Linked DNA regions of Homo sapiens: region 2 is linked to region 1. The links are chromatin loops, found by intact Hi-C in ENCODE. Cell type or tissue: ovary. All regions are shown on one strand. Links, peaks and the distances in the headings refer to the core of each region. The heading gives the core; the rest is flanking DNA. Region 1 overlaps WIPF3 (WAS/WASL interacting protein family member 3). Region 2 overlaps WIPF3 (WAS/WASL interacting protein family member 3).

Region 1 (15,203 bases), core at 3,643-8,642:
GCTAGGAACTGAGTGCCTACTACGTCCTTCGGACTGACCTAGGCACAGACTCTCTGTCTTCAGATCTCTCATTAGCTGCTTTGTGACCATTGGCCCCAAGATCCTCCCTCATCCCTCATCCGACTCTGGTCTGTTTAGGAGAGAGCTCACAACATTATCTAGGCACATCTAATGCCTGATATGCAGAGAAGCAAGCTTAGGGATGAAAGGTGACTAATTCAGAGGGCAAGAGGGCTCTTTAAAGATGAGACTTCAGGATCCCGTATTCAGGAAATACTTAATGAAGAGGCAACATATGGTACAAAGTTTTAGTCTAGGAATAAGAAGCCAATTCTATACTCATCTTTCTCATGACCAAGCAGTGACCAATGTCATGCCCTGGTTTCTCTGGATTCAGGTTCTAAACTCTTCAGAGGCAGAGACTTAGTAATTTTGTGTGGCCAAAGCTCAGTTAAATTTGCATGATAGCCTGATCAAGGTTAAGAACACAGTCTGCTGTCACTGAGCTCAAGGGGCAGCCACTGTCCTCACTATGTGCCCCGCACTGCTAGCAGCAGAGACCCTATCCTTCTGAGCTCATCTGCCATTAGCTGTAAACGAAGACAAAACAAAACCGAGTTCCTTTGCACTGCATCTTCTTTTTCCATGCTGATTCTCTATCAGAATCTCTCTAAACCATGAGTTTTATTCCGAGGACAATATGCAATATGTTTTTTGTGTTTTTTTTTTTCCTATTAGAAGGGTGGAAGAACCAAAAAGCAAGTGGGGAAAACAATGGAACCACACAGAAAAAAAAAAAAAAGGAAAGAAAACAGCAATCTCAGGAGGCAGCTTGGAGGAAATGTGGAAGCTCTGGCCAAGGTATGGGGAGCCGAATCCATTGACTTCCTGGCTTTTAGATTGAGAGAAGTAGAAGTAATCCTTGAGAAGATCTGCATCGAAGGGCTTTTGGTTTAGCGCTTCAGAGCACAGCCGGGAGCCGTTCGGCCAGAGTCCCAATAATAGCCCTGCCCAGTAAGTGACGTGCCCCCAGTGCCTGAGTTAGCTCATCCTTAAAATGAGAACAGTACCTGCCTCAAAGGGTTACTGTGAAGAATAACTCAATTACTATGTGCTAGTCCACAGGCCAATGCAAAGGTCATAGTAAATGCTAGATAAGTGTTCATTGCCTAGTCATCAGTACCACTTACTGAACCCGTTCACGCAGCTGGAGGCAGTGGGGCACACGGCAGTTAGGCTCAATGGCCAGAAAGGCAGGGGAGGAATCCAGCCTCTACCCATGACTGGCTGTGTGACACTGGGCACGTAAGTAAACTTTCTGTGCCTCAGTTCTCTCATCCTTAAAATGGCACTACCGGTCCCTACCTCATTGGATTGTTGTAAATATTTAGATAATTTAGACAATCCATGTTAAGTGCTTAACACAGTACTTGGGGGCACAATAGCTATTTAGTAGATGCCTGTTATTATGAAGCATTATTGTTACAGGATCCAACTCAGCCAATGGGTAAGTGATAATTCATTCCTTTTTAAAAACCTTTTCTTCTAATTATAAAAGAAACAAATGTTCCATGTAGACATCTGAGGAGACGCAGACTCACAAAAAAAAGAAAATAAAAATCACCCAACCCTTTTCCACCCCAGATACCCAGTGATGACACGTTTTCCATGTCCTTACAGCCTTTATGTGAGAGTGCATAGGCAAGCCTGTGCACACACAGTTTTCTTTTACGTAATTGGGACTACACTGTCTACATGTATCCTGTTTTTCTCACTTCATGTTACCTGTCCTTTTATTAAACAATCTAGGAAACGTGACTTCCTGGCTGCCAAGCCAGCCCTCCACTGCAGAGATGTGGCGTGTTGGCTTGGCAGCCAGGAAGTCACATTGCAGAGTCCAGCACCACTAGATGTGGAGCTCAGCATGGGCCACCCCTCCTCACCCCACCTGATGAGAGCTTTTCCTCCCTGGGCAGGGCTGGTTCTCTAACCACCAGCAACAACCTGACGTGGGTGGAGTTTTTTTTTCCCTTTTATGACAAGAAAGGTTAAAGAAGGAAAGAACAGTTTGGGGAAAGAAGTAAGTGGCTCCAAAGATCCCAGCCTCCCAACGATGGTGACCTTCGCAAGCACAGCAGCGTACAGATGAAAAGACAAACCTGGTGGAGGGAGGAAAGGTTCGCTGGCAGTTTTCTAGGAATCGTTAGTTACCCTGGAATCTTAAAATATTTCCAAGGCAAAGAGCCAGAAGATTTGGGTATAACAGAAAGCTCCAGTTAGGAATCATTGCTCCAGAGACAAACCCTAGGGTCACCCTTTGGCATTGTACCCCCTGTCACCTTCCTGCCGTAACCCTCAGCTCAGACACCGCCTGCGAGCGGCTTATGCTCCGGGCTCCTATGAAACTCAACAAAGGCCCTTAACAAGCGCTCGCAGGCTTTTCTTGCCAAGTCCTGGGCATTATGAGTCTGTAATCGCTGCCTCCTGCACACCACTGCAAGCCCTCTCCTCTTTGTTCCTGCCACCCCTCCCACCTCACAGCTGTGAAAAAAGAAACACATTTAAATACCACCCTGAATGGCCCTTTGGAAGTATGAGTGGCAGGTCCTGCCACACCTCTTTCTCTTCCAGACCAAGGAAACCTGCTGCCAACACTAGCTCATTTTTCACTAAAGCCATGTTCCTGCTCCTGGTGTTCACCACCAAAGAAGAGAGGGAAAATCAAGTTTTTAGAATTGCTTAAAGACAAAGGTGTCATTTTGCAAACTGTTAAGCAGCAACCAAATGTCAACTTAATACTATCCTAACAGCTTGGCCTGATGCAAATGCCTTATCCTTATTCCAGTGGCCACTATCAGTTCCTGGTAAGCGTCCCCAGTCCCTCATTAGTGACACTAATCGAAGTACCAGAGTGTCAGGGGAACCTAAGTGAGTGACAGTGTGTAAGAATTTTTAAGCCTTTCATTATTCCAAATGAACCAGCAGACATGCAAATTACCTTTTCCAGAATATGGTGCAATATGCAATTCTACTAAGCACCCTTCCACCTAGCGACCCTCTGCCCCTGCATTTTTTTTTAACAACAGCAAACACAAAATTCCAAAAAAAGCTCTCATGAGACTTCAGAGGGCACTCCATTTTCTCCATTTTCTTTCACAGATTGGCATGTTTTTCTACACTGCATGCACCCCAGCATGTTAAAGACGGTGGGAAAACCTCCCAATATATGTCACAGCTTATATTTCCTACTCGAAAGCCCACTTTGCCGAGGAATCATGCAATCCTTAGACTACAAGGAGAAAAATCATGCCACTGAATTTCCTGAAAGCAAAGACTCTGGCAAACAGGAACGAGGGAGGAAAACAGCTAGGGGTGCGATAAGCCTCTCACTGTAATCTCCCTTCAGCATTCTATGAAACATCACTCCCGGAACGGGCAGGCAGAAATATACGGCACCTCAGTGTCTTCCTACTTAGAGCGTTGCTTTTCATGGTAAAAAGTGATTATCAAGCCAGTTTCCCCTTTGTATTTAAATAATAAGACATGGCCTGCCCTAGGTGAACTGTTTCTTCCTTAGGATATTGAAACTTGAATGGCAACATTAAATAATAATGGTATAAAAATCCACATTCTATTTTATAAATAAACACAAATGCTGTAGCCATAAACCCTACTGTCAGGCTTTGCCTGGGCAACCCAACTCCAAAGAATTTCTCAGCTGGTCAGTGACATGTAGGGAGAGTGCACTGCCCATGGTTAGGGACTGTGGCAAGAAAACCGAAATCACAGGCCCCCGAGGGGCTTCTTTGCTCATCTTGGAATCTACCAAGGGGTCAAAGTACAGTTGAAAGGAAAAGTTTGGTAAAATTCTGATGCATTTCAAATATCAAATCCATTCTATTTCCTTTAGATATATTTTTAGGTTACATCTTATAAGTAAAGCAACAGTAATAATTTAATTTTAAGTGGACCAACACACCATGTGGGCAATTTTGACATTGATATTGGATTTTATTTTTTATTTATTATTACTATTTTTTTGAGCCAGGCTGGAGTGCAGTGGTGTGATCTTGGTTCACTGCAACCTCCGCCTCTTGGGTTCAAGCCATTCTCCTGCCTCAGCCTCCTAAGTAGCTGGGATTACAGGTGCTCGCCACCATACCTGGCTAATTTTTGTATTTTTTAGTAGAGATGGGGTTTCACCATGTTGGCCAGGCTGGTCTTGAACTCCTGACCTCAAGTGATCCACCTGCCTTGGCCTCCCAAAGTGCTGGGATTACAGGCTTGAGCCACTGTGCCAGACAACATTGAATTTTAAAGAGATCAGACAAAGGAGCTCAAAAACTGGGGAACCAGAAGCAAGAAAAGAGGGAAAGGAGATGAAGAGAGCCCGTCTGGCTTTGCTTTAAGCCTGCTCCACAGCTTCAGCAGGCTCCATCAGCCCTTTTCTCTGTTCCACGCTCTTGAAAAAAGAAAAGATGCTCATCAGCGACGGAGATGAGGAGGAGCAAGAAGGGGTGAGGGGAGAGAGGTAGAAGGCTGAAACTAAAAAATGTTTAGCCTAATTTCCCCCTAACCTACTCCCCAGGTCTTCCAGAGCCGGTGTGAAGTTTGCATTTCGTTACAGAGGATCAGACATATCACACAAAATGATCCCCATCTTACAAAGATTACATATAATAAAACCTGACATGCTGGCTTATGCCACTGACAAAGGCTCTCTGCTTGACCAGAGAATCCTGACCTTGTAACCAAAATTTAACCAAGCTTCCAAAGCTTCTCCCAGGCCCATCTGTGCACTCCCTTGTAAAATCCAGTTTTGGCAAAACCCCCTGCTACGTCGGTTTAGCAAGAACGACCCCATCTCGATATCTGATCACCCTTGATATCCGATCAGGTGCCTTATCCTTCACCAACCACCAGGGTATGTCCGATCACCCTGGCTTGTCTTCAGTAAGAATCTTGTTAGCTGCATTCAGCCAGAATCTCCTTTAGCCCTGATGTTTCTTTTTAGTATATTCACTGACCCCCACCCTGCTCCTGGGCTATACATTCCCTCTTGCCCATGTTGTATTTGGAGTTGAGCCCAATCTCTCTCCCCTACTGCAAAATCCTATCCACCTGTTGTGATGGTCCTAAACAAAGTCTTTCTTACCATGCTTTCTACCTTCAAATATACTTTTTTCTTTCACAACATAGATGTTTAGAGTCCTGAACACTGATTATAAAAAGTTTTAACTCCATTTCTTAACCCAATTTACATAAATAATTGTTCATTCATTCATGTATTCATTCATTCAGTGAGTTGAGTACTTATTTCGAGCCAGGCATGAGTGACACAAAACATCAAATATAGACCCCAGTCAAATTTTTAAAAAAGTTAAAAACTACTACCTGCTCTGAAGTGGGGGGTTTGCAGATATAAAAGATATAAAAGCCAGTAATGTAGGAGGAAGGGACACCTGAGCTGGGATGACTGTGTAGAGCCTTTCCAGGCTCTCAATGGCTATGCAGAGGCCTTAAGTAGGAGACTCCAGGACAGGGGCACAGGAGGAGGTCTTAGAGACAGGCAGGGGCCAGACCATGCAGGATGGAGTGGGCCACAGCTCAACAGGGTCCAGGAAGTTCTCGAGAGGAGAAGCAGAGGATGTGCGCATGCAAGATCTCTGGCTACTGCAGTGGGTGGGTGGTGGGTAGTGGGAATGGGAGGCTGAATGAGCCCAGCTGACTGCGGGACAGGTGTTGGCAAACTTCTCTTGGAAGGGGCCAGGCTGTAAATATTTTAGGTATGTGGGCCAAGAGGCAAAAATCTAGAATATAATGTATATACTTATATAACAAAAGAGAAAAGAAACTTCCACAAAATATTTATTGACAGAACTCAGAACATAGTAATAATAATTGAGTAAAATTTTTAAAATTCAAGCCTACTAGTGAGAAGAATGGAATTCTTTGAGGAATAACATTTTGCTTAATTGGTGTTCTGCTGCTGTAGCATAAAAACAGTCATAGACAAATTGCATGAGTGTGGCTGTGCTCCAATAACACTATTTATGGATTGAAACATGAATTTCGTATACTTTTCATGTGTCACAAAATATTACTTTTCTTTTAATTTTTTTCCAGCCATTTGAAAATGTAAAAACCAGTTTTAGCTGGAGGACGATAAAAAACAGGTGGTGAGCTGGCTGTGGCTCAGGGGTCCTGGTTTGCCAGCCTCTGTTGCAGAAGGTCCCACATTCTGCATGTGTCTGATTGCTTGCTCATGAGGTCATTCATTCCGGGCAGATTACCACAGGGTGACGCTCTGTGCGCCTCCTTGTATCCAGCAGAGGCTTGTGATAGGAGGTCATTCCATTACACGTGACGGTAAGTTTGATCCATTTTAAAGAGACACTTTCCCCTTTGCAGTAAGAAGCATCTGTGGGTGATACTTCTGACCCTGAGAACATCTTTTTCCCCCACAACCTTTCACCCAGTGGTTTTAGCTTTCATAGATGATTCTTGTCTGAATCAATCACGACATTGGAAGTTACAAATTAATTTGGATATGATTTTTTTCTCTTTTAACCTTTTAAATTGTCCAGTGCCACAAATAGAAAAGCACATAAAATAATTTTGTACAGTTTAACGTATTTCTATAAAGTGATACTGTATGTCATCGCCACCTGTGTCAAGAATTAGAGTCTTGCCAGCACTCTAGAAGCACCCAGGGCCTTTCTGATCCTGAGTCCCCCACTCTCCTCCCAAAGGGTGCCATCTCCTGATTTTATGGTTATCCCTTTCTTGCTTTTCCTCATAATTTTACCAGCTTGTCTTGCATTCCTAAACACTGTAGTTTATTTTTTTCTGTTTTGGAGCTTTATATACATGGGATCATACAGCATGTATTCTTTTGTCACGTGGCTATTCCTCCACATTGTTGCATGTATTGTTGATTCATTTTCACTGCTGTATAATACTTTAGAGCATGACCATAACACACATTTTATCAATCCATTCTGCCATTGATGGACATAGGGGGTTGTTTCCAGTTTTGTGCTATTCATGCTGCTACAAATGTTCTTAACATGTCTTTTGGGTCATGCAGGCACATACTTCTCTTGGATATCTACCTAGGATGCACATGTTTAACTGTGGTAGGTGCTGTCAAACGGTTTTCCAAAGGGTTTATATCAATTTACACTCCCACCAGCAGTGTATGAGAGTTTCCATCACTCCACATCCTTGCCAACATTTGTCATTTTCTTCTTTTTAATTCTGATATGATTTTAATGGCTGCTTCATATACCATTTAGAGGATATATAATAAATTATTGAATCTGCTGTCATAAAAAATGTGGGTTGTTTTTTGTTTCTTTCTTTTTGGTTATTATTACAAGTAATACTTTCATTAATCTCCTATAGCTATATATTTCTGTATATCTATGATTAGTTACTTAAATAAAAATTACTTGAAGTGAAGCCATGTCAAGAAAATTACTTGAAGTGAAACTAGGTCCATTTTTTACTGACAAATTGTATCTTAGGGCATTTCACTAAGTTTTGCTCCCACCAAGAGTTATAAGTGCCTAGTTCCTAATACTCCAGCCAACATTTAAAAAGTATCTCACTAGGCTGGGCGCAGTGGCTCACGCCTGTAATCCCAGCACTTTGGGAGGCTGAGGCAGGTGGATCACAAAGTCAGGAGATCAAGACCATCCTGGCTAACACAGTGAAACCCCGTCTCTACTAAAAATAGAGAAAATTAGCCGGGCGTGGTGGCGGGCACCTGTAGTTCCAGCTACTCGGGAGGCTGAGGCAGGAGAATGGTGTGAACCTGGGAGGAGGAGCTTGCAGTGAGCCGAGATAGTGCCACTGCACTCTAGCCTGGGCGAAAAAGCAAGACTCCGTCTCAATAACTAAATAACTAACTAACTAAATAAATAAATAAATAAAAATATCTCACTAAACTGATAGATAAAAATGGTTTCTCATTATTTTAATTTGTTCTTATTAAACTGTAGTGAGGTTAAAATATTTGCATTTCTTCAATCTAATCATATCCTGTGCCCATCTTTGTATTCATCATTTCCATAGTAATCTGTAAGAGCTCTTTATATGCTAAAGACGTTAATTATTTGCCTTTAATATGTATTGTAAGTGTACACATTATTTTTCTACATAAATGTAGAAAATATGTTTTAAGAAAATATTAAAATTTACATGATTATTTTACTCCTAAATTGACCTGTTCTTCAGAAAGAGAAAGAGAGAGAGAAATGAAGGAGAGAATTCAAAAAATTTAACCAAATGTACAATTATTTTTATTATGCATTTAAGCATCTTTAAAGAAGAAATTCCCTAATAAAATATTAAATGTTATTGTCAACATTATCAAATTCTCTTCTGATTTTTGCTATTTATTACATATATTAAGTAGTTGATTTCATTATGCACAAAATGTGTTTTTCATTTGTTTGTTTGTTTGTTTTTTTGAGACGGAGTCTCACTCTGTTGCCCAGGCTGGAGTGCAGTGGCGTGGTCTCGGCTCACCGCAAGCTCCGCCTCCTGGGTTCACACCATTCTCCTGCCTCAGCCTCCCGAGTAGCTGGGACTACAGGCGCCCACCACCATGCCCAGCTAATTTTTTTGTATTTTTAGTAGAGACGGGGTTTCACCGTGTTAGCCAGGGTGGTCTCCATCTCCTGACCTCGTGATCCACTTGCCTCAGCCTCCCAAAGTGCTGGGATTACAGGTGTGAGCCACCATGCCCGGCCAAAATGTGTGTTGTTTCCAATCCATCATTTTATATCTACTTTTCCATATCAGCATAGATGTAAGTTGTTTTTGTTTTTGTTTTGAGACAGAGTCTCACTCTGTCACCCAGGCTGGAGTGCAGTGGTGCGATGTTGGCTCACTGCAACCTCCGCCTCCTGGGTTCAAGTAATTCTCCCTGCCACAGCCTCCTGAGTAGCTGGGATTACAGGCACCTGCCACCATGCCTGACTAATTTTTGTATTTTTTAGTAGAGATGGGGTTTAGCCATGTTAGCCAGGCTGGTCTTGAATTCCTGACCTCAGGTGATCTGCCCACCTCGGCCTCCCAAAGTGCTGGGATAACAGGTGTGAGCCACTGTGCCCCGCCAGATGTAAGTTTTAATTACCACCACTGCATAATGCAATTTTTAATTAACAGTATGACATAACACATTTCATTTAGTTCTCGTAAGCCATTTAAGATCTATTTTTTCGCTAGAATAAATAGCATTGTTGGACATATCCTTGCATAAATTCTTTTTGGTATTTTTAGGGTTAAATTCTTAAATCAGTCTCAAAAATAAAACTACCTGATTACCAGGGGAAAACTATGATACATACACATTTACTGTTTTCTTACAGAGAACACTCCAGAAAGACCTGTTCAACTTTTACTGAGTCCTAGACATTTGTCTGTCACCAGCAATGTTTAAAAAGGATTATTTTCTCAAACCTCCAATAACATGGATTTTGTTCAGTTTATTTATTCTGGCTAAATTTATGGGTACGTCAGTATTTGCAGTTATTCTAAGTTGTACTTCTTCAGTGCTTGCAAGATCCATATGATAGTTTCATGTGTGTTTACTTACAAACCATCACTTTGTGGCAATGACCTTGAATTTGACTTTGGGTCAAATTCAGCAGTGAAACTTCAATACCTATTCCTATTCTTTGTTTATATTGGTTAGAAAGCTCTCAAACGTAATTTATACTATGTGCTTTCTTTCTACTGTCTTGCAGGGCAAGAGCCAAGTTCCAGGCAGGTCTAAGCCCTTGGCACCTCAGATAGGGTCAGTGTCCAAACGAATGTCACGTGGGGTGACATCTCAGGCATACTCTCACCCTCACCAGGGCCTGTGGTCATGCAGCAGGGGCCGCAGGCTCTCCCTTCATAGCCAACACTCCTCAGGGCCATGTCATCTGCACATCTGAGGGAGGGTTGCATCCGGTGGGGAGGATGGCAGGGAGGTTCTGTTCCTGGCTTCTGCTGACTTGGCTCACACCATCTCTAAGCAGCCCTGTCTCTGTGTGCCATACCGTCATCTCGTTCATTTTCCACGGAAAACAGAAGCTGCGGAGCGGATGCGAGACGCCCCTCACTGAAGTGGTGTGAGGAATGGAAAATGAGTGTGAGAAGTGCTCCTGGTTTTCTTCAGAGGAAAAGTTTGCCATAAGCAGTAAGCACTAGCATTTTTCTGAAACCGTGTGTGCGGTGGTGATTTTTGCCCCACAAGGGGACATCTGGCAATATATAGGGCCATTTTTTTACTGCCACAATTGGGGGGTGCTACTGGCATCTAGTGGGTAGATGCCAGGGATGTTGCTAAACATCCTACAATGCATAGGACAGCCCAAACAACACAAATGATCTCACCCCAAATGTCAGTGGTGCCAAGGCTGAGAATCCCTGTTCCAAAACAAAATGACCACCCTCAGTGGCCCACTTCTAGACACAAACCAAACTATGAAACCAAGAGAGAACATTCAGCAACACGAACTGAAATAGCCTCGATTCAGTCTTGTGTAGATAGGGAAACTTCATGTAAGGATTTTATATCTCGTTGTGGCATTTCCTATTACACTAGGGGACTGAAGCTCAATCTCTCATTATCACCATCCAAATTCCACACTGGAACTTGACTTCACAAGGCCTCATTGGCCGTGCACTTTGGCATGGCCCATTGCGTGAGGTTTCCAGTGAGACAGAAAGTCACTCAGACTCGCGAGCCTGTACCAAGCAGCAGGAATGAGAAGAGAAATGAGGTAGACATCAGTAGACCAATGAGGTGGAGGTGGAAGCTGCCGAAGAATGGGGGAGAGAAATGGCTGAGCCAGGCTGGTTTGGAATCAGACTCTAAAGCTGCCAGATCCAGCCACCTAAGATGCCACCTGCCACAGGGAAGCTAGGCAGTGCTACTTCTGAACATTTAAAACCTTCTGCTCAAGTGTATTCAAGCAGTTTATGCTCCACAGTAAACCAATCAGAAAAAAAGGTCTTACCGGGGGTGCTGATGGTGGGGGAGGGGGAGGAGCCCCCAGAGGCGGGGGAGGTGGAGGCAGAGGAGGTGGGGGTGGCGGTGGCACTGGCATGTGTCACGGTGTTGATGTCTCCTGCTTATGAATGGTCCCAAGAGAGTGGCTTCTGCTCTGAAAAAGAGAAAAAGAATGGATTTAAACTTGGATTTCTTTACTTACATGCAGGAAATGTGTATCTTGCAGACATGCATATTATAGTCAGCTTGATTCTTTCACCTGTTCATTCATTCACTCATTTGTTCATTCATTTATTCACAGAGTGCCCACTCTGAGGCAAGCTTTGTGCTAAGTGCTGGAGATTGACAAAAGCAGCCAGATTCTAGAGATAATAGGTGTTAAAACTGATAGAATTTAGCTATTTGTGTCTCAGTACAAATAGAATATACATATATATGTATATATATATAGCAATCCTTCATTCCATAATAATTTTTCCAGATAACTGACTTCTACCTCTTTAGCATTAAATTTTTAGTTTTATCATTTTCAATCATTCTGCATAGACTCCCATTTTCCTAAGCAGAGCAAACAGAATGAAATGTAACCTTTTCTGAATGTCACAGGCTCAACATGAACTCATGATGCCAGCCTCGAGCAAGGCTTAGGGCGCTAGTCATTTTCCTGCCTCTTTCTCTCCTGTCAGCTCTTACTTTCCCTGCTATTCCTGTGTCATCATTTCTACCCAGCCATCTGGATGAGGATGGGCCACTCCTCTCCTCTGCCTAGACTTTCTATCTGGTATTTGCTATGCAGGGGGCTTTTTGGCATGATTCTGCCAATATGATTCTGTTTCAAATAGTTAATATTATAGGAGGTCTGATCTCTGGATAAATGTGTGGAGCCTGTATGTGTGCATGCATATGTGTGTATGTGGGCATGTGTCTTAGAACCCATAGCAAGGCACACTGCAAGGACTTAAAATCTGTATTAAAGAAAAACCCCATAGTTTATAAGAATTGGAAAAACCTATATAAGAACCTAAAAACAATCAAAGCAGAAACTGAAATAAACCTTACACTTGGGCAGGGGTGATTTTGTATTCCTGCTGTCCCTTTGGTTACTGGAGGACCAGAACAAGGCCTGTCCCTATGTTTTTTCATCTTTAAAATCCTGTGGCATTTATGTTTTTTCATGTTAATATTCTTGTCTCCACAGAGGCCAAAAGCATTTATGCAATGTGATGCTTTCTTGTTAGCATAGTCCACTGAATTTTGCTCACCTAATATGTTAGTTCTTTTTATCTTTTTATAAATGGCAATTATGTGACACACTAATCACACTTATTTCTACAAGAATCTTCTAAGGTCAGGGCTTCAACGCCCTAGCATCCCCATTTTTATAGATAAAGAAAAGGATGTTCAGAGACATTAACTCTTTTGCTCAAAGTCACCTATACTATAACCAGCAGACCTGGGATTGGAACCAAGGCTTAACAGGTTCTAAAGTCCAAGAATATCAGATTTATCATTTTAACTCCTTTTAAGTATACAATTCAGTGGCGTTAAGTGCATTCACAATGCTGTGCAACCAGCATCACTATCCGTTTCCAAAACTTGTTCATCATCCCAAACAGAAACTCTGTACCCATTAAACAATAACTCCCCACTGTCTCCTCCCCTCAGCCCCCAGTAACCTCTGTTCTACTTTCTGTCTCTATGAATTTGTCTAGTCTAGGTACCTCATATATGTGGAACCATACAACATTTGTCCGTTTGAGTCTGGCTTATTTCATTTAGCATAATGTTTTCAACTTTCATTCATGTTGTAGCATGGATCAGAAATTCATTCTGAATTATTCCATTGTACGTATACACCACATTTAGTTGAGCCATTCATCTATTGATGAGTGCCTGGGTTGCTTTCACCTTTGGGGTGTTGTGAGAAATGCTGCTATGAACATTGGTGTACAAATATCTCTTCAAGACCTTGCTTTTCATTCTTTTCAGCGTATATGCAAGAGTGGAATTGCTGGATCATATGGTACCATCTTTTTTCCCAGCAGGATTAATCTAAATTTGTACAAAAATTGAAAATGGCGTAAAATATGTGTGTCAGTGCAACTTTTTTGGGGAAAGAGTCCATGATAGTTTTCCTAAGAGTTCCAAGGAGGTGCATAAGCTGATTGTTGTACACAACTACACTTTTCTTACAAAGTATTTCAGGCTCCTTGAAAGAAGGAGCCTGATCATCACTGTGTTACTGCCTCATTCCTTGATATTAAAACAAGAACAGAAAGACCGAAAAGGAAAATACTCATCAGAGTCCACAGCATAAAACCATAGTAAAATTGAGCAGAGATCTCATGGGGTAGTACGTGTTTCTTTCAGGTAACATCAGTGTTATTTTATTACCAAAACTAAACTAATGGTGCACTAAACTAATACACACAATGACATAGGGTTAGACACAGTTAGCATTTTACAGGCTGGTGCTAAGGCAACTTGGATGCAGGCCCACAATTTAGTTGGAACAAGCACAAATTATCAGATATTTGTATTTTAACACTTTCTTTTACAGGAGGCACTGGGTCTATTTTTTATGATCTTTTATTCAGTGGCAAAAATATTTTTAGTCAAAAATTTATAGCAAAGATTAAAGAGTTGGTTGAAGTATTAACAGAACGAGAATATCTAGAGGTCTCATTATATAAGGATCTCATCTTTTAACTAAGACACATGACAGGAGACAGAAATGCTTCCCCTGGTGAAAAACTGGAAAAGGTGGGGAAGAATAACCTTTACAAACGGAAATACCACTTACCTAAGGGTTTTGTCATTTACCTAAGAAAAAATAACTGTATAAAGAGACTTTAAGGAGAACTGCAGCAGAGCTATTCCTGTAATCCCTCAGCACATGGCTAGACTGCATCTCCCAGCCTCCCTTGCAGCTAGGTGTGACCACGAGACTGAGTTCTGGTCAATGCAATGAAGGTCGAAGTGATGTGCTATTACTTCTGGGCTGGTTCAGAAAGACCTTCTGCCCACGACTTTTCTCTTTCCCCGCCCATTGACTGTAGCAAAGGTCCTATGTGTTGGCAGAGCCACAAGATGAAAGGAGTCCGGGTCCCTGACTCACCTGTAAGACTACCTGCCAAACACCTGATTAGACTTTACATATGTGAAAAATAAACTCCCATTGTGTTAAGCCATGAAGATTTTTGAGTTAATTTGTTTTATCCACTAATATTGAACCTATCCAATATAGGAACTAAATAAAATACAGTTGATTCTCATTATTCACTATAGTTATGTTTAGAAAGTTGTCATGAACACAGAGCGTGATGATTACTTTTATGTGTCAACTTAATTGGGCTAAGGGTTGCCCATCTGGCTGGTAGAACATCATTTCTGGGTGTATCTGTAAAGGTGTTTCCAAAACAGGTTAGCATTTGAATCTGCAGACTGAGTAAAGGTCTTCCTCACCATTGTGGGTGGGCGCCATCTAATCCGTTGAGGGCCCAGATAGAACAAGACAACCCATGGCCAACGGCACTAGGAGTCATGTCTGAACAAATCTTATCAAACACTTATATTTTCTCCATAAGGCACATCACGGCCTTCTTGGGCTTAAGAATACTAGGCAGCGCTTCAGCACTTTGCTTGGGGCCATTTTAAACTGCAAAACCACCAACAATAAGTACAAAATTTGGAAAAAATGTGGCATTACACAGACTGAGAGAGGAGCACTTGTTTATAGGATGAGAGCTGAAACAAGAAGGCAGAGTGTCCTGTTATTTCAGCTCAGCTGGGAACATGCTCGTCAGTGTCTACAGTTTTTCACCACTTTTCACATGCCTGGGAATGACCACAAAAGCACCGTGAGTACTGATTTTGGAGTTACAAATACACTTTCGTGAGTACACGTAGGTGAATTTGCAAATGTAGAATCTGCAAGTAATAAGGATTGGCTCTATACCTTTTTGACTCTCCCACCCGGTAGGTGCTCAGCACTGCACTGGGGACTTCTAAGACATTTTATGTAATCCTCTCAACAACCACGTGGTAGACGCTGATATTTCCATGTAGCAAATAACCCAACTTTGCCTCAGAGAAGTATGCAATTTCTACTAAATTTCAGAAAGATCATCAGAGCTGAGTTTAAAGCCCTGGTTTTTCTTATCTAAAACCTCATTTCTTTCTTTCTTTTTTT
Region 2 (15,203 bases), core at 5,667-10,666, 76 kb before region 1:
ACACAGGGCTCTTGTGTGTGTTGTCAAGGGGACCCTCCGTGGCCTCCCGTGAGTGCATGCCTGTAGTGCACAGTGTCTCTACAGGTGTCTTCTGGGGGGCAGAACCAATTGGAAGGAAGAAAGGGACCCCTCTCCAGTCCTGGCTCCTTCCTACATCCTGGGCTCCTGAAGAAGCTGTCTTCCCATTTTCCATGCGCTGTGCTTATGTGTGGTGGACTGCAGAGCTGCTTCCACTTACAGGAGAGCTGATAATTTGTTAGCTGGAACCTATTCACTTCCGAGATTCAGACATAGCCATGCTGGTGGCCTTCTGAATCACTGCATGGATGTCCCAGGAGGCAGCTCTCCCCACACAGCAGCACAGCCATCACAGGATTCCTTGTGTAGAAATGATTCCCAGTCTAGTTACCAACAGCTAGTCTAGGAGTAATTGAATGGCCCTATGGCACAGTTCCACCCACAGAGTAGTGAATCTCTCAGCCAAGGAGGGAAAGAAAAGGAAGAACTCTTGACTATTTAGATTCTAGTTAAATATCTGGAATCCTAGCAGTCACTACATTATCTCAGCAGAGAGACTTTAATTAAACTGATTTGTTTCCAATGTCGGGTTCACTTAAAGGATTTGACTTACCACCAGAGCATAGAAAAGCATGCAAGGAAGACCAGATGGGCTTAGCATTGGGAAGACAGAGGGCAAGGAGGTGATAGATGGATATAGAAGCATTTCTCTGCAGGATACCAGTTCAGGCCCCACCATTCCTGCCAAGGCCATTACATCCCACAAACCCAAATACAAAGCAGCTGACTTCCCTGGATCTTCCCCCCACTCCTCACACCTCACATGTCCCAGGAGCTGCCTTCATTCAGGCGGGTAGCTGCACTGGGCATGGGGTGGTGGTGGGAGCTTACCGCCACCTATTCAAGCTCTCAGCTACTCCTGAAACGGGCAGAGATGATGAACAGAAGTGTATGTAAATACAGCAGCTAGTGGGAGAGCACCAGTTGGGCCTAATCCTGCCTCATCATTCTTGGCAGGAATCTGCAAATGGAAACATTGTGAGTATCAGCAATCTGGGAAGTGACAGGGTTAATAACTCCTTCCCAGAAGCTGTATCATGAGATTTTGAGGGGACCGAGCCCTGTTACATGGATGTGAACAGTGAGGATCAGAGGTTTTATCAGAACACATTCTTTTTTTCTACCAACTCTCCAGAGCGTGAGTATAGGAGTGCCATGAGCTTTTTAGTCAGCAGTTTTGTAAACTCTGTATATAAAATCATTAACCACACATTGTGGGTGATGGGAAGACGATTTCAGCTGACAGAGTTAATGGCAACCAATAATGGTGGCCTGTAGCTGCTAAGAGCTTCACGCAGGTTTGGCCTGGGCTTTCACTGTTGGTGAATTTAGAGTGTCCTTTTAGGTGGGGCGGCTATTCTAAAAGTGTCTTTCTATCACTGTTAAGGGGGGGGGAAAGTGAGGTTCGAGGATGACGTAGGTAACTCTCCCCTCCCAAGTCCATGTTCCAAGTGGCTATGTAAAGCAAGATGATACAGAAAGCTGCTCTAAAATCTCACTGAGTGATTTCACCTTCGCCTACTATGAAATGTCTCATCAGACCTGACATGTCTGAGATAACCAAGGTGATTCAGGATTTGATCAAAAGAAGTCTAGTAAGAATTAATTACACAGAAGCCTCCTTTCATTTCTATGGGCCAAACAAAGGCCATGGATAACCCTACCCGCTTTATGTCATTACCCATTGGGAAACACAATGGCTACTTCTGTTAGGGTACATTGACCTTGGTCAAGCATCTTAAAGAAGGCAACCCTAATTGAGAGCTGTCTTGGCTAATACTCTGCACCACAATTGTGATGTCCTAGTCCTACCACTAGAGGGCATGGTACAGCCTGGCAAAAGTTAAAAGGGGTGTGGCAGCTCCCATCAGGTCTGGAGGTGGTCTATAAGCACAGTTGACAGTTGTGCATTGGGATGGGTGGAGAAAGACGACAAGAGAGCAGAGAATCTGCTGATGTGGCTGCGCTTACTTTTAGTGACTTTATGTACTTATATTAACAGCTGGAAATAGGTTGTTGGGTTTTGAGCAGGCTGTTATAGTGAGGAATGTTCATTTTTAAATGTTCCTAACAGATTTTGCTTTTGAAAAATGCTTGTTACATGAATAATTTGTGGACCAGGGATTGCTTTTCTGAAGGCAGTATAGGGAACATGAATATTCAAGATGAAATACAAAAATTATGTTTAAGGGTCATAGTGTATAAGTAGCTTCCTAGGAAACCCTTTGTGTATCTTTTCAGACTGGGGTGGGGGCTGAGCATGCTTGTGCAGAAAGAAGCCATAGCCAGAAAGGACAGAATCTCTCCCCCACTCCCTTGCCCCATAACCAAACATAAGCTAGCTAGTCTTGTCTAATAGATGGGATTTACTATAGGTGAAGATAGCCCTCATATTCAAGGACAGAAGCTCTGGCAGGAGTAAATTAGCAAAGCAGAAATAGTACCCTTTCATTCTTGGAGGTGCTTTGAAATTTTAGGTAGAATATAATCGAAATTATGGAGGTTCCTTAGTGCTCAATAATATAAGACCTGGTGTTATTAGAACGAGTCTTTCTTATAAACTAACAGAGCAGGTATATGCCTGTTAGACCTTAGCTGTGGGGTTCCTTTACTATTGGGTGAATCATTAGGTATAAAAAATAATCATCAACCAGGCAAATTACTTTGCTTCCTAGCTGATGTCATCCCACATTGGTACAGGTGTTATTCAGTACTGGGTGGTTCAGCAGGGAAGCCGGGTGGGACCAGTGTGTCTGTCATGAAACCACTAACTGCATTCCTGACTGAAGAGCCATCTGTCATTTATTGGGGAAGGTCTTCAGTTGAGCTCTCAGCCTTAGGAAGGAAGCACGTGGAGGAGGGACGGAGGAGGTTCCCTTGCTGGGCATGCTTCGTAGAGGGCCAGGAGCAGCAGGTCATGTGCACATGCCGTTGCAGCACAAGCTTATGCTTCCCGTAGCCGTGGCTTTTCATTCTGCACAGTCCCAGGTCCCAGCTCCCCTCTTATGGTTTCTGTCATAATGTGCTTTATCTGATTGACTCCAAACATCCCGAAATGTCACCTGCAGATTTCTCGTGGGAACCAATATGTACATGTTTGCAATTATGCTGTGAGAATTTAAATGTGTTAGATGGAAAATGCTATTGGCAGGGAATAATAATAAAAAAAAAAGAAAATCATTCTGTTTCCTGCAGTGGGAACTGGCCATGTAGTCTTAACAGTCTTTTGTACAAATATCTACAAAGCAGATAATATCCCTATCCAGTGCTTGCCCTTGGAATTGTCTCTAAATGCATCAAGCATACAATAAAAAAAACTGAAATTAACATCCAGTGGAGTGGCCTCTTCTGTTTTGTGTCTCGTGAATAAACGTGGGCCTCAGTCGCAATATAGAAAATGTATGAGAATGGATATATTTTTCTGGCTAGAATCTTTAGAAAACAGTCAGTTCAGCAGTTTCTTGCATCATGTAATGTTCTGTGGATAAATTCAGTCTTTAAATATAAAACCACAACGAAATATCACCTCACACCCGTCAGGATAGCTACTATTGAAAACAAAAACAACAACAACAACAAAAAACCACAACCAGAAAATAACAAATGTGGGTGAGGATGTGGAGAAATTGGAACCCTTATGTACTGTTGGTGGGAATGTAAAACAGTGCATCCATTGTGGGAAACAGTATGGAGTTGCTCAAAAAATGAAAAACAGAACTGCTGTATAATCGGGCAATCCCACTTCTGGGTATACACAAAAGAATTGAAAGTAGGGTCTGGAAGAGAGGTTGCACACCCATGTTCATAGTAGCACTATTCACAGTGCTAAAATCTGGAAGCAACTCAAATATCCACAGATGGAAGAATGGAGAAACAAAATGTGTTCTATCCATACAATGGAATATTATTCATCCTTAAAAAGTGGAAGCAGATTCTGACATGCTACATGGATGAACCTTAAGGATGTTATGCTCTGTGAAATCAACCAGTCACGAATATTATATGGTTTCATTTCTATGAGGTACCTAGAGCAGTCAAAATCACAGAGACGGAAATTAGAAGGGTGGTTGCTAGGGGCTGGAGGTGGGGGAGAAATTGGGAGTTACTGTTTAATGAGTATAGAGTTTCAGAAAGTTTCGCAAGATAAGTTATGGAGAGGGATGGTGGTGACGGTTGTACAACAATATGAATGTACGCAACACGAATGAATTAAGCACTAAACATGGTAAGCATGGTAGACTTTATGTGTATTTTACCATAGTTATTAGAATGGAAGTCTAGATCATCAGAGTGGCTGGTACTCTGTGCCAGACATCTTGATTCCAAGGCATCAGCAATGCCACAACAGGAGAGGATGCCACTTAGGGAAAAAGCCAGCTCTCTTCACTCCTGTGACCCAGAAATGCCAGCTTGCTTTCCATGACTCTCCACTGTGACAGGTAAAACGCAACTGAATGTCTTGCTCGTGAAGATAGGACTTAGTCACCTGCAATGAATGACCTATTTCAAGGTCAGGGTAGATGACTGCTCTGTTTACATGATAAGGAGCTGCTAATTCTGAAATTTTATTCCCAGCTCTCTTTTCATAAACATTGTACCCTCCTGCAAAGCTCTGGGTGACAAAGCCTGTATTCTTTTGCTGGGGCTGCCGTCACAAAGTACCACAAACTGGGCAGCGTAACCAGGAGAAATTTCCTGGTTCACAGTTCTGGAGCCCAGACGTCCCAGGAATAAGACATCTGCAGGGTTGGTTCCTTCTGAGGGCTGTGAGAAAGAATGTGTTTCATGTCTCTTGCCCACCTTCTGGTGGCTTGCTGGCAATCTTCAGCACTTTGGGACCCATAGAAGCAGCATCCTGATTATCTCTGCCTTCATCTTCATGTGGCGTTCTCCCTGTGTCTATGTCTGTGTCCAATTTCTTCATTTTATAAGGACACCAGTCATATCGCATCAGGGGCCCACCCTAATCCAGTATGACCTCATCTTAACTAACGATATCTGCAATGGGCCTATTTCTAAATAAGGTCACATTCTGAGGTACTGGGGGTTAGGACTTCTTCAACCTATGGATTTTTGTGGGGACACAATTCGACCCATAACAGAATGGGTGGGTGGAGGATGCTGAAGCCTCCCGGGGCACCGTCTGAGAATTTGGAACTTGCTTCTGGAGTCCATGGCCCTTCCCATTAACTTGCTCCCTCTCTAGGAAGCACGTCTCTCACACTTAGCTCCATAAAAGGTGCTTACACTTCTAGCTACTTCACCACGGCCATGCTCAATGTGACTCTGAAGTTCATCATCCACTTTGTAGATTATCTTCGGCCCTTACTTTTTCTTCCCCATTCAGACTGGCCCTTTTGGCCATCAAAGAGCCAATCTGTACCTCCACCAATAAGAGAGCAATAAAACGGCCCCTTAACTAATTCTGATGCAAAGTGTGTAGTAACCAGCTTTGAAATTAGTTTCTAGATGAGATTTATTTCAGGAACATCTATGAATTTTAATGACTGCTCTCTCATTGTTATCCAGCAGCAGAGTTAGTGAAGTGTGGTCTGAGTAGCTCAGCAAATACTGAATGAAGTGCCTGGGATGCAGCCAGCAGAGCCCTGTTTGTGCCCAAGCATGGAACCAGCAAACTGGCTGCTCCCCGGGGTGCAGGGTGTGCATCACTGGCTCCGTTGTGATCCAAGGGTTGAGGGCTTGCCCATGTGTATTACATCATTGAATCTTCACCAATATACACTCGGGTACATATTTATGTCCCCTTTTGACAAATGAGGAAGCTGAGGCACAGATTGTAAGAGGCAACTTGTAAGAGGCAAAATGGAGATTCAGATCCTGGTTTGCCTTCTAAGCACTAGCTCTGAGATAGCTTGCCTAGCAGATAAATCTCACCTCCCCTGAACCCTGTTCCCAAAGGTCCACCTTAAAATACTACAGGGGGATTCAAGATGATTCTGTTCCTACAGGAGGCTTTTTTGGGGGGTTTGCTGAGTTGGGAGTGGGGACTAAGTGCACGTAGAGGGAAGGTTGTTCTATTTCAACACAATTTAGCAGAATTTATAAGCAATACACTGCCCATTCTGTGTTAATCAAACTGAATAAATATAGTGTTATCTACTTTTTAAAAAATGCACCTGAGAAATTTTTTTTTTCTTGCTTGTTTTTTCCAAATACCAATTAGGCTAGTTAGCTCAAGAAAGAAAGGCCCTGTTTCTAACACAGTATGTTACAGCAAGCACCGTATCCATGTAAATATCTATTTTTTTTCTATCATTCTTAGAACTTCAACTTCTCCTGATCCTTAAAAATGTTTGGTTTAGATTGATACTGGTGACCACCGATGGGTTTTAACAAGGAAACGACTGGAAGCATTTCCACTTACTAAAGTTTATTAAGTACAAAGAAATGAATCTGCGGAAGGAGACATCAATAAATATAAAATACACGTGAAACATTGGAGGAGTCACAGACTGCAGTGTCAGTGAGAATATGTGACAATGGCGGGGACTGTGTGACTCAGATGTCTCTAAGTCTGAGTTTACAGTCAAGGGGTTAAACCTTTACAGCGCCCAAGGGACTCAGTGCACCAGCATGAGCTCGAAGGGTTGTGAATTCAGTGATAGGTCTCAAGGGGAGATGGGATGCCACATTCCTGAGATTTCTCCCTAATTGCCATTTTTGGTTTCTGCTCCTTCCTCCCCTCTGTCCTTTTTTTTTTTTGAGTTAGGGTCTCGCTCTGTTGCCCAGGCTAGAGTGCAGTGGTGCCATCTCAGCTCACTGCAACCTCCACCTCCAGGGTTCAAGCAATTCTTGTGCCTGAACCTCCCAAGTTGCTGGGATTACAGGTGTGAGCCACCATGCCTGGCTAATTTTTTGTATTTGAGTAGACAGGGTTTCACCATGTTGGCCAGGCTGGTCTTGAACTCCTAACCTCAAGTAATCCACCCACCTCAGCCTCCCATGCTGGGATTACCTGCATGAGCCACTGCTCCTGGCCCGCTCTGTCCTTAAATAGTGTTATTTTAATTTCCATCCCAGCCATAGGAGACACGAATGTCTAAACACCTCATTAGGGCAGGCAGTCTACTCTGAAGGTGGAATTGCCTTTGTCTAGGGTCTTCTTAATCAGGATCATTAAAACTTCTATAATTATTTTACACAACTGTGAGGGCAGTGGAGTGGACACTGTTATAATAATAAATTCTGGCTTTTTGGAAATCTTCCAGAACCAATAAAACAAATTAGTTATGCCCAGAGCTGATGACCTGCAAAAACTTCTACTTATTTAGCTGTTACAGTTTGGGCTTGATTCATTCCCCTGGAGAAGGGAATTTGACCCTGGCTCACTTGCTTCCATCTGGAATGAGAAAGCACAGCACTGCTGCAGGACACCACCTGAGTCGTTACTCCAGACAACAGTGAGGCAGATGCAGTCATGTTTGCCCACACCCTCCTGACCGGCTGCCTTTCTGGATGGCTTGGTCTGTTCATGATATACTTCAGGGGTGAATGTGTGCGTGGGTTGTTGCAAAGCAAATTTCTTTTTCGCTGGTTTCCCTCCCCTCCCTGCCTGATTTCCTTTAAAGGGCAGCTATTTTGAGCACAGCCCAGGGATCAGTCTGTTTCCTTCTATTTTTTCTCCTTCCTCTGTCACAGTCTTCCCCGACCAAAGATGGGGAACATCAGGGGTCAGGCAGCAAGCAAAAACACATTTCCACTCCCTACAGGATCAAGAAGAGGGAGTGAAGAGCAGGACCAGCCCGGCCTGACCTTTTCCATATTCAGAGTGGCTGAGCTTGCACACATCTCCCCACAGACAGGTGCCCACCACAAGGGAATGAATGTGGAGTTGTCAGGCAAGGTTCTCCTTTAGCTCAGAAGGGAGCTAGGTTTTGCCTGACGGGTGGCTCCAAGGATCCTAAGATGGGGGCAGTGAGGCACTAGGTATTTGTGGCAGGTATTTCACACGATGTTTCGTTCTACACTTTTTCATGTCATATTTTCCATGGAAGTCCACACTCGAAGCAAGGGCAGAAGGGGAGACCTCTGAGATACAACTGGTAGTTTAGCATAATGATGAGTTGTGTATGTTTTTAATCTGTAGGGAAGAAATACCAAAATCTCATAAAGCTGGCTACTGGGATGGGACTGGGAACTTGGAGGGAACAGGATGAAAGTGACAGAGACTTGGGCACGAGGGACACTGTAAACAGTAGGAGCACTGGCTACTTGGAGGATTATTCAGTTACAAAAGGGGCCCTGTGGTTGGCATCGGAGGGCCAAGCCCACTCTTGCCTTTACTTTGTGATGTATTACATTAGGCAGCAAAAAAAAAAAAAAAAAAAAAAAAAAAAATTCCCTGTACTGCAAAATGGAAGCGAGACATGGCACCTCGTTCCCTGGAGGCTGCGCGGCACTGTCTGGGTGTGGGGGACACGCTACTTCCTCTGAGCTGCATCATTGATAAGGCATTATTTGGTTTGATTTTGCAGTTAGTGTGATGAGAATATGAAATTATGCCAATAAGAAGCCGTTGTGGATATTTATAACTTTGGGGCTACCTGCAAACTAAGGACTCTCTACAAACGGTTCAGAATCTAGGAAGGGCCAGCCTGCAAGCAGATTCACAGTCATGGAGTGGGCACTAGGTGGAGGGACAGGGCTCTATCTGTGCTGACAAATGCCAAGATGCAATGCAAAAAATGGAAAAATGAGGGGTGTTTTAAAAAATATTACCGAAATAAAAGTCAATTAAAATACTGCTTTAAAGCCCGTGCAAATCACATATTTACAATAAATAAATTCTCAATTCCAAGCCTGTATGCCAACTGAATTACAGCTTGAGCATGGGGTGGGTGGGGTCTGACATGTTGTTCTGCAACCTGGAACCCCAGGACCTTCGCTTCATCTGTCTTCTCACCGAAGAGTCTTTAGAGATAACTGTGGAAACATAACAGAACATTACCAGGTGGAGTTAGAAGACTCTTGCACATGAAAGCCTTCCTCCTCCACCCCCCCAAACAGGCTGGGCCCCGAAGCTTCTCATTCATGCAAGGCTGTCAAGTTTGGGGAGATGCCTATGCAAAGAGCTGACTTTTACCCAAGGGGCTGTGGGTGGAAACCAGATGAAATGGGGTATGTAGTTGATGGTATGTGAGGACCTAATACTGTCTTATAAACATTTATAGAACCAATCATCAGCAATTCACTTGACAGGAAGCTCAGAGAAATAAAAAAAACGTGCTGGAGACCCCAAGTTAAGGCAGTGGAAAAGCAAGAAACCGATTTAGGCATTCAGACTTCCAGCCCAGGGCTCCCACCCCATGCACTGACCACTCTAGCCATAAAAAAGAGCAGTCCCTGGGGTATTGTTTGCAATGTCTAGAACCCAGTGATTTCTCAATTGTTTTGTGTCTCACTGCAGTGAGAATTAAGATGGTATCCAGTGAGATACAAAGATCTTCTTGACTGTGGAATGCCCAAAGGAGACTACAATCCACTTTGAGTAGACTTGCAGGCGGAGATCAAAACCACCAGACTCAGGTGATCTGGGTGCATGCCTGCCGTGAGGCTGGAGACCAGATCCTGCACAGTGTGTGACACGTTGGTAGTGAGGAGGATTCTTGTCCCTGGAGATTCTAACATGCCAGGAAAAGCAGTGAGGCATTATGGAAGAAGCACTGAACAAGAGGTCAGAAGGTTTGGGCATTGTGACATGGGCAAGTTCTTCAAATTTCTAGAAAGTTTTCTCTTTTATAAAAATGGCATTAAAGGTATCTCTCCAGCTTCCATCACAGGGTTATTAAAAGGATTAGATGATATAACATATGCAAGCTAACTGAAAAATGTAAAGAGCCATACGAATATGAAGGAACATGATTATGATTATTACTATATTTTCCTGGTCACGGGAATAATATAATCATTGTAGAAAACTTGGAAATTGCATAAACGCCAAAAGAAGAAAGTACAAATCAGCCATAGTCTTCTAGAGTGAATGCCTATTAACATTTTTTCTCCATTTTTATTGTGGTACAATATAAATAACATAAAATTTACACTAGTAACCTTTTTTTTTTTTTTTTTTGAGACGGAGTTTCACTCTTGTTGCCCAGGCTGGAGTGCAATGGCGTGATCTCAGCTCACCGCAACCTCCGTCCACGGGTTCAAGCGCTTCTCTTGCCTCAGCCTCCCGTGTAGCTGGGATTACAGATATGCGCCACCATGCCTGGCTAATTCTGTATTTTTAGTAGAGATGGGGTTTCTCCATGTTGGTCAGGCTGGTCTCGAACTCCCAACCTCAGGTGATCCGACTGCCTTGGCCTCCCAAAGTGCTGGGATTACAGGCATGAGCCACCACACCCAGCTGACTAGTAATCATTTTTAAGTGTATAGTTTAGGGGTATTAAATACATTCATAATGTTTTGCAACCAATCATCAGTACCCACTTTTGTTTAACTCTTTTCATCTTGTAAAACTGAGACTGTACCCATTAAACAATACCTCTCAATTTTCTTTTTCCCTCTAATCTCTGGCAAGCACCAGTCTACTTGCTGTTTCTACTACCGTAAGTACTTAGGTAAATGGAGGCATATATGGTGTCTGTCTTTTGTGAGTGGCTTATTTCACTTAGAATAATGTTCTCAAAGTTCATCCATGTTGAAGCATATTTTAGAACTTCCTACTTTTTAAGCTGGATAATATTCCACTGTACATGCGTGTATCACATTTTGTTTATCCATTCATCTATCTATGATACTTGAGTTGCTTCTACATTTTACTTTATTTTTCCAAGTTCAGGTCAGACAGGTAATGTGCCAAGGTTGTAACAAGGTTCAGAGAGTGGCACATCTCACACATGCACATGAATACTCAATCATCACGCTCATGAACTACAAGAGGATCAAGTTGCTTCTACATTTTAGCTATTGTAAATAATGCTGCTATGAACATGGGTGTACAAATATCTCTTCCAGGCTCTGCTTTAGGTTCTTTTGGGTATATACGCAGAAGTGGAAGTGCCAGATCATATGGTAATTCTGTTTTTTATATTTTGAGGAACTGCCATACTGTTTTCCACAGCAGCTGTACCATTTCACATTCTCACCAACAGTGCATAAGGGTTCCATTTTCTCCACATCTTTGCCACCACTTGTTATTTTGTTTTGTTTTGATAGCAGCCGTCTTGATGTGTATGAGGTGGTATCTCATTGTAATTTTGATTTTTATTTCTCTAATGATTAGTGATGCTGAGCAACTTTTCCTATGCTCATTGGCCATTTGTTTATCTTCTTTAGAGAAATGTCTATTCAAGTCCATTGCTCATTTTTAAATTAGGTTATTTGTTTTCTTGTTGAGTTTTATAAGTTCTGTATATATCATGGATATTAATCTCTTATCAGATACACGATATGAAAATACCTCCTCCCATTCTGTGGGTTGCCTTTTCTTTTTTATATTGTCTTTGATATGCAAATTTTAAAGATTTTCATGAAATCCAGTTTGCTTATTTTTTCTTCTGTTGCCTATGCCTTTAGTGTCATATCCAAGAAATCATTGTCAAACCCAGTGTCATGAAGGTTTTGCCCTGTGTTTTCTCCTAAGAGTTTTACAGTTTCAGGTCCTACATTTAGGTCTTCGATTCATTTTGAGTTAATTTTTGTACATGATATTAGAAGGGGTCCAACTTCATTCTTCTATGTGGGGATATCCAGTGTTCCTAGCATCATTTGTTGAAAATACTACCTTTTCCCTATTGAATGGTCTTGGCACCCTTGTTAAAATCATTTGACCATACATGCAAGGGTTTATTTCTTTTTATTCTATTTATTTATTGCTTTTTATTCTATCCCATTGGTCTATATGTCTGTCTTTATACCAGTACCACACTGTTTTGATTATTATAGTTTTGAAATAGGAAGTGTGAGTCCCCTAGATTTATTCTTCTTTTTCAAGATTGTTGTGGCTATCTCAAGGAGTTCCTTGAGATTCCATATGAATTTTAGGATTCTTCTTTTAGGATTCTGGGTTTTTCTATTTCTGAAGAAAATGTCATTGAGATTTCGGTAGGGTTTACACTGAATCTGTAGATTGCTTTGGGTAGTATTGACATCTTAACAATAATGTCTTCTAACCCATGAACATGGGATGTGTTTGCATTTATTTATGTCTTATTTAATTTATTTCAGCCATGTTTTATAGTTTTCATTATGCAAGTCTTTCACCTGCTTGGTTAACTGCTAAGTATTTCATTCTTTTCTATGCTATCATAAATGGAATTGTTTCTGTAATTTTCGTTACAGATTGCTCATTGTTAGTGTGTAGAAATACAACCATATTTTTGTGTGTTGACTTTGTATCCTGCTACTTTGCTGAATTATTTCTAACAGTTTTTTTTTTGGTGGAATCTTTAGGATTTTCTACATATAACAACATATCATCTGCAAACAGAGATAATTTTACTTCTTGCTTTCCAATTTGGATGTCTTTTATTTCTTTTTCTTGCCCAACTTTGCTCTGGATAGACTTCCAGTACTATGTTGAATAGAAGCGATGAAAGCAGGCATCCTTGCCTTGTTCCTGATCTTAAAGCAAAAGCTTTCAGTCTTTCACCATTGGGCATGTTCACTGTAGATTTTTCATATATGGCTTTTATTATGTTAAGGGAGTTTCCTTCTATTCCTAGTTTATTGAGAATTTTTTTTATCATGAAAAGGTGTTCAATTTTGTCAAATGCTTTTTCTGCATCAATTGAGATGATCATGTGTTTTTTTCCCTTCATCCTATTAATGCAATATATTGCATTAACTGATTTTTATATATTGAATAATCTTTGCCATGCAGGAATAAATCCTACTTGGTCATGGTATATAATCCTTTTAATATACTACTGGATTTGATTTGCTAGTATTTTATTGAGAATTTCTGCATCAGTGTTTATAAGGGATATTGGTCTACGGTTTTCTTGTGTCTTTGCTGGCTTTGGTATCAGGATAATGCTGGTCTCATAGAATAGATAAAAAGCGTTCCCTCCTCTTCAATTTTTTGGAAAGCTTTTAGAGGGATTGGGTTAGTTCTTTGAACGTTTGGCAGAATTCACCAGTGAAGCCATGAAGCCCAGAGCTCTTCTTTTTTGGGAGATATTTGATTAATGGTTAAATGTCCTTACTAGTTATAAGTCTATTCAGATTTTCTATTTCTTTTTTTTTGTGGGTACATAGTAGGTGTATATATTTATGGGGTACATGAGATGTTTTGATACAGGTATGCAATGAGTGATCATCACATCAAGGAAAATCGGGTATCCATCCCCTCAAGCATTTATCTTTGGGTTACAGACAATCCAGTTATATTCTTTGAGTTATTTTAAACTGCACCATTAAATTATTGTTGACTATAGTCACCCTGTTGTGCTATCAAATAGTAGGTCTTATTTATTCTAACTATTTTTTATACCAATTAACCATCCCCAACTCCACTCCCCCGCTAGTTTGTAACCATCCTTCTACTCTCTATCTTCTTTTTCTTTTTTTTTTTGAGACAGGGTTTCACTCTGTCACCCAGGGTGTAGTGCAGTGGTGCAATCCATAGCTCACTGCAGCCTCAAACTCCTGGGCTCAAGCAATCTTCTCACCTCAGTCTCCCAAGTAGCTAGACTACAGCCACGCACCACCATATCTGGCTAATTTAAAAATTTTTTTGTAGAGACAGGGTTCGCTATGTTGTCTAGGCTGGCTCAGACTCCTGGCCTCAAGCAATTCTCCCACCTTAACCTCCCAAAGACCTGTGATTACATGTGTAAGCCACCATGCCCAGCCAGATTTTCTATTTCATTGTGATTTGGTCTTGGTAGGTTTTGTGTTTTTAGAAATGTGTCCATTTCATCTAGGTCATCCAACTTTTTGGCATAAAAGTATTTATAATACTCTCTTATAATCCTTTTTATTTCAGTTGGATTAGTAGTAATGTATCCACTTTCATTTCTGATTTTAGCAGTTTGAGTCTTCTCTGTTTTTTCCTTAGTCTATCTAACTAAAGGTTTGTCAGTTTTGTTAATCTTTTCAATAACCAACTTTTGGTTTTGTTGATTTTCTGTATTGTTTTTCTGTTCTCTATTTCATTGATCTCTGTTTTAATTTTCTTCATTTCCTTCCTTCTTGCTAGCTTTAGGTTTAGTTTGTTCTTCTTTTTCTAGCTCTTTACATTGTAAAATTAGGTTGCTGATTTGATAACTTTCTTGTTTTTTAATGTAACAATTTATAGCTATAAATCTCCCTCTTAGCACTGCTTTCAGTGTTCCATAAATTTTGGTATGTTGTATGTTCATTTCAATTAATCTCCAAGTGTTTTATAGTTTCCTTTCTGATTTATTCTTTGATCCATTGGTTGTTTAAGAGTGTAGTGTTTAATTTCTACAAATTTGTGAATTTTCCAGTTTTACTTCTGTTCTTGATTTATAATTTTATTCCACTGTGCTAGGAAAGATATTTTGTCTGATATCTATCTTTTTTTTTTTTTTTTTTTGAGATGGAGTTTCACTCTTGTTGCCCAGGCTAGAGTGCAATGGCACGGTCTTGGCTTACTGCAACCTCTGTCTCCTGGGTTCAAGTGATTCTCCCACCTCAGCCTCCCAAGTAGCTGGGACTACACGTGCCCACCACCATGCCCGGGTATTTTTTGTATTTTAGTAGAGATGGGTTTTCACCATGTTCCAGGCTGATCTGGAACTCCTGACCTCAGGTGATCCACCCACCTAGGCCTCTCAAAGTGCCAGGATTACAGGCATGAGCCACCATGCCTGGCCTGATATCTATCTTTTAAAATCATTTAAGACACTTAATTTGTGGCCTAACAAATGGACTCTCCTGGAAAATGTCTCATGTGCATTTAAGAAGAATGTATATACTGCTGTTGTTGGGTAGACTGTACTGTATATGTCTGTTATATACAGCTTTTTTGTGTTCTCTATTTCTTTCCTTATCTCCTGTCTGGTTGTTTCACCCATTATTAGGAGTAGGATATTTGATTCTTCAGCTATTATTATAGGTCTGTTTCTCACTTTAATTCTGTCAGTTTTGCTTCATGCATTTTGATGGTCTGTTATTAGGTGAACTAATATCTG

What was found. A loop is a pair of places that touch in the nucleus more often than their neighbours do. Peaks named below come from ENCODE experiments on the same cell type or tissue, not always from the same donor. Only the 100,000 strongest peaks of a DNase experiment are listed, where the experiment ranks them.
Region 2: it touches region 1 in a loop (2.0-fold over the local background); 2 of 110 quality-filtered maps call a loop at or near these places.

The regions. Positions count from the first base shown.
Region 1 is chr7:29,830,630-29,845,832 of GRCh38, reverse strand. WIPF3 (WAS/WASL interacting protein family member 3) reads right to left here. Exons shown (of 9, transcript NM_001080529.3): 2 at 11,019-11,165. The coding sequence starts at 11,108. Among named protein-coding and RNA genes, the nearest start is that of WIPF3, 32 kb to the right of the region's middle. In ovary, for the core only: no CTCF peak of the experiment used is centred there; a DNase peak (open chromatin) is centred at 6,272.
Region 2 is chr7:29,908,311-29,923,513 of GRCh38, reverse strand. It overlaps WIPF3 (WAS/WASL interacting protein family member 3), which reads right to left. Exons shown (of 9, transcript NM_001080529.3): 9 at 6,453-9,021. The coding sequence ends at 8,998. SCRN1 (secernin 1) reads left to right here. Exons shown (of 8, transcript NM_014766.5): 8 at 1-3,405. It overlaps LOC124901827 (small nucleolar RNA U13), which reads right to left and starts at 10,986; the gene lies at 10,882-10,986. In ovary, for the core only: no CTCF peak of the experiment used is centred there; no DNase peak of the experiment used is centred there; H3K27ac peaks cover 687 bases.